2 separate regions of the Homo sapiens genome follow, and region 2 is linked to region 1. A link is an interaction called in ENCODE POLR2A ChIA-PET data of the cell type or tissue named here. Cell type or tissue: IMR-90. All regions are shown on one strand. Region 1 overlaps CPED1 (cadherin like and PC-esterase domain containing 1). Region 2 overlaps WNT16 (Wnt family member 16).

Region 1 (2,500 bases):
ATATCTGATTGGGACAGCAGACACGTGACATATTCTGGAGATCAGCTTGAACTATCACAGGGCTGTGGATTGTTGAGAATCAATGGCAGAAGGCAGATCTGCTGAGCATGTGACAGAGGAGGGAAACCTGGTGACTTCAGCTGAGTGGAGAGAGGCAACCTGGAGTAGAGTCACAGCATCAGCTTTTTAAAGTGAAAACTGTGGAGACTTAGAAATATGTGATCTATAAGAACAGACTTGCCAGACTTGGCCTTGAATAAAAGAGTCATTTTATCCTACAGAAGAATTGTGACAACTGCTTAATAGTAATGATCAAATCACAGCAACAGCATTCAAGTTCAGGAAATAATGAGCTAAAGTAAAACCAGGAGGAATTTAAGACAAGCTAAAATGACACTCTTATATCTTGACATTTCTTCACTACACCTTATTTTATAACTGGGGCCATGGTGTCTTAAGTTCCTCCATTAAGGCAGACAACCCCTAATTTTGCATTGCCTGGCAAAGATGATAGCCTATTTCCCACAGGAAAATGCCAACACCTTACTGGGCATGCTTGATGATAACTGACAATATCAGAGCCTGAACCGATATGGCTGTGTTGGGTTCTGAACAAACTGCTTCAGAGTTTTGTAACTGATACCATATGCTTTACTCAGTCCCCAAATGCAACTAGACAAAACCCATCGTCAATCTGTTCCAGATTGTCTTGTGTATTTTATGGCTAAGGACTGAATTGCAAGCTAACATTCACAGCTGGGAAGAAAAAATTGCAATTTATAAATCAGGGTCCAGTAAGTCTAAGAGACAAAGGATGCCCACTGCTTTGCAGGTGGAGGTATAGGAAAGGATCAATTGCTTTAGGCCCCACTTCCCCTGTCTCTGTTTTTTCCTCTGCTTAGAAAGCCTGTCAGCCTCCTATCCTCCTGGTGAACTTCAATATACTTCAAGTTTAAACTAAAGCATCTCGAGTTGACCATGTTCTTTTGTGCCAACACTGTGTCCAGAGCAATCTTCATTACAGCATTTATCACTCTCTACAGCAATCATGTGTTTACATATCTGTTTTCTCTTCTAGAACTCCATGAGGGCAGGGGCTATGGCAGGCTCACATAGATGTTAAACAAATGTCTGTTAAAGGAATTCATTGGAAAAAAAAATGAATAGATGTCATAAACTGTAAACTTCTTTGGAGAACTAAAAACACATGACAAATGAGTACTGATGATTTTCAAAATCATATTAAGGCAAATACTTTCCTTGATGACAGGCACAAATATGTAAATATTTTTTTCATTGCCTACCATGGGAATTTATTTTAAATCTTTAGTTAATAAGTGATTTCTAATGGACTGTTATCCAAAAGTGGAAATTATATGAGTGACCCTGCATGAAGTGGAAAGATGCGTTGAGGCTTTTTTCCGGGGGGGTGCAGGAGGGGATGCATTTGGCCTGATTTATGTACATGCTGGCTTAGTCTCACTTTTGACCAACTATAAGCATTTTAAAGTGCAGCTGGTTATGTTTAAAGATGCCATCTGTAGCCATGACAAAAGAGTCTTCCCTGATGAAGATTTAATTGGTCCATAAATGTTTCACAAACACAACCTTTGTTTCTTAGTACAGTGTGTTTGTTCTATTTTGTTTTATTTTTCAGTCTATGAAGCATGGATTTGAAGTCAGATAAACCCATGGTTCAAACCCTATTTGTTCCATTTATTAAGCTGTGTGCCTCCAAGAAAAGCTTCCTCCAAACTTTCCAAACCTTTGTTTCCTCATCTATTGAATAAGAATGATAATATCTACCTCAAACAGCTGCAAAGGTTCAATGCCATAGTGCATCTGAAGTTCCTACCCTGGGGCTTGGCATAACCAAGTTCTCTATAAATGGCATTTCCCTTTCTCCTTGTCAACTGTTTAGGAGACACTCTTTAAGAGTTAGGTGTACCTTATCTCTTCTTTAGCTTATTGACTGTCCTCCCGTAATTCCCACAATTTTTAAAGAGCGAATGCTTGTAGATCACAATCTATGCAATGGATACCCATGAATGTCAATAAGATGTGACTACACAGAGCCATTACTCTGCTGTAGGAAACCTCACAAAACTGTGTTCTTACAGGTTAGAATATTATTCTATTGTTAATGCATTTTTACCTTCAAAAGAGCACCAAAATATGACTATCAAATTGTGCTAATCTTTTAATTTTTAATATTAATTTAGAGTTACAGAAACTTTTCAAATAATCTTCCCCAGTTTCTTCTAATGTTAACATCTTGCATGACCATGGTACATTTAGCATTCCTAAGCTATTAAACTTGGTACAATTTATTTACTTAACCAAACACCTTATTTGGATTTCACCAGTTTTTCCATTAACGTTATTTTTCTGTTCCAGGATCCAGTTTAGGACCCACATTACTTTTGGTTATCATGCCTCTTATTCTTCTCTAGTGTGTGATGATTCCACAGTTTTTCCTTATCTTTCATGATCTAGACAT
Region 2 (2,500 bases), 120 kb after region 1:
CTCTCTAAGTTCCAGAAGAAGCCCTTTAGTGCACGGGGATTGAGAGCTACAAAGGCCAGACCTGGGGAGCAGGTGCGAGCCTGGAGGGAGGTGACTCCCCAGTTCCAGAGCGGAGCTCTAGGGGCTGGAGCTCTTCCTCTTTCCTGCGGTGCCCCGCCAGAGTTGGAAAAAAAACTCTAATTCTCCTACCCCGCCGACCCCCTCGGACCCCGTAGCGCCCCCCTACGTGGGTGACCAGCTGGAGAAACATGATGTCGGCAGCGGGGAATGCGGCTGCCGCATCTGCTTTGATTTAACCAACTCCGCTGCGCACCAAACCCCGGACAAGTGGCTAATTGCAGCGAAGCCCCACCTTTATTGGCTCCTAGGAGCACCGAGTTGACAGAATAATGGTGACTTTTAAAGCGACTGTCCGCGACCACCCAACGTGCGGCTAACCTGAGCAGGACCACTTGTGCGCTTCTCGTTTCTTTGGCTTTTCTATCTTTCCCTCCTCGGCGCACTCCCGCGGCGCGGGAAGCTGCAGGAAAACAAAGTTCCACTTCCACGTGCGTAGTGACTTGGTAAGGATAAAGGTACAGGGAGCCAGGATTGTTCCTGGAATATCAACAGATCCAAAGAATGTTAGGACTGGGGCGCTGAAGGATGCGCTGTCGTTTTTCATGTTCATTTCCGTTCCCCCTCCGCCTTTGACCCTTGTCCACGCAGTCCCTGCGCGCACCCCCGCCGAGCCGCGCACCTCCCCCGCGGCGTTCTGGCCGGCACGCCCTTCCGAAGGAGCCCTGGTCCCCGTAGAGAGAAAAAAAAAAAAAAAAAAAAAAGAGACAGAAAGAAAAAAAATAGATGTGTTTTTCACAGTTGCTGAAATGCATCAGCTGTTGAAAAGGTTTATTGGACAGCGGGCATGAAACTGTTTCTACTCCAAACTAAACATCTGGAAAGAAAAAAAAAAAGTCGCCTGCTGATTCCCTTCTAGTCCATGTTATTAATGTTTTAATGGACTTTAATTTTCAAAGATTTTAGCTCAAACTCTACTGCAGGTGTGCTAAATGCATAATTTTCAATATTCAATATTTTTAATAGAATTATGTTTTTGCTAGTGACATTTTAATTATCTTACCTTTCATTGCCTTTAAGACTGTAAGAGGAGTAGCTAATACTATATAAAATGTTTAACTGTTTCATGTTAATGTGAGACTAATCTTTAATGTGAAAATATACGGTACCGTTTACTAATTGCTTTGGTCTTTCCTTAATTTTAATTTTCATTCTGACACGTATTATTTATGCAAACAAAAATCACACCAAAATGTTCAGCTTGTGTTCTGTGAGAGCACATTTTAAATTTCAAAAGAAAAGCAATCTAGTGTTCTTTGGGTGTTGTATTACCGTTTACAGTATCTATGCAAAGAATTTTTAATTCAGCATGTATTACTGAGCTATGACTGTCAACTGTGCACTGAACTGGGTGCAAACATACATTTCAAATTTAAAAAATAAAGAGATGATTTTAAGGTAAAGGGACAATGTATGACCATACAGTATATGACAATCTCTTCAAGTGGAATACTGAAAATTAATGTTGCTTTTTAAGAGACTAGAACAAGAGCAAATCTTCCTTTCTAAATATGTACTCGTTAACGCATCCATTGTAAGCAACTGAAAAATTACTTGTCCAGTAAGATCATGAGTAGGAGGCTTTCTTCTGAACATAAACAGAAGTTGCCTGGTTCTCTAATTTAGCAATTTATATTTTTTCTAGGCACCAAAGAGACAGCATTTATTTATGCTGTGATGGCTGCAGGCCTGGTGCATTCTGTGACCAGGTCATGCAGTGCAGGCAACATGACAGAGTGTTCCTGTGACACCACCTTGCAGAACGGCGGCTCAGCAAGTGAAGGCTGGCACTGGGGGGGCTGCTCCGATGATGTCCAGTATGGCATGTGGTTCAGCAGAAAGTTCCTAGATTTCCCCATCGGAAACACCACGGGCAAAGAAAACAAAGTACTATTAGCAATGAACCTACATAACAATGAAGCTGGAAGGCAGGTATGTATTAGAAAATGGAATAATCAAAACCCAGTGCTGTTAGGTAAATAACTAGGATTACACATCTGCATGAAACTGTCCAAATGACTTAAAAACCAAACACTGGCAGCCCTCAAGTGGGATCCTGAAAATTAATATTGTTTTTAAAAGACTACAGCAATAGAAAATTATCCTTTCTAAATATGTATGCGTTAAAGCATCCATGGTAAGCAATTGAAAAATTCCTTCTCTGGTAAGAGGATGAATAGGAGGCTTTGATTAGAATAAATATACGTGTGTGTGTGTGTGTATACACATTTGCACATATATTACAAATGTGTATTATACAAATATGTATATACCCTTTCATGAATATATACTAACCACAATTTTGGTTCTCTAACTGATATGAGTTAAACCGTGTTATAGCATGTGTTTGTGGTTGTATACTGTGTATATCTAAAACTTTGAT

What was found. Peaks named below come from ENCODE experiments on the same cell type or tissue, not always from the same donor. Only the 100,000 strongest peaks of a DNase experiment are listed, where the experiment ranks them.
Region 2: POLR2A ChIA-PET joins it to region 1 with 14 read pairs; 2 of 35 experiments call an interaction of 5 or more read pairs at or near these places.

What each region holds. Positions count from the first base shown.
Region 1 is chr7:121,211,546-121,214,045 of GRCh38, forward strand. All of the region lies in intron 16 of CPED1 (cadherin like and PC-esterase domain containing 1), which reads left to right. All of the region lies in intron 1 of LOC124901735 (a long non-coding RNA gene), which reads right to left. Among named protein-coding and RNA genes, the nearest start is that of WNT16, 120 kb to the right of the region's middle. In IMR-90, no CTCF peak of the experiment used is centred here; no DNase peak of the experiment used is centred here.
Region 2 is chr7:121,329,916-121,332,415 of GRCh38, forward strand. It overlaps WNT16 (Wnt family member 16), which reads left to right. Exons shown (of 4, transcript NM_057168.2): 3 at 1,763-2,049. Among named protein-coding and RNA genes, the nearest start is that of WNT16, 2.2 kb to the left of the region's middle. In IMR-90, no CTCF peak of the experiment used is centred here; no DNase peak of the experiment used is centred here; H3K4me3 peaks cover 909 bases; H3K27me3 peaks cover 789 bases.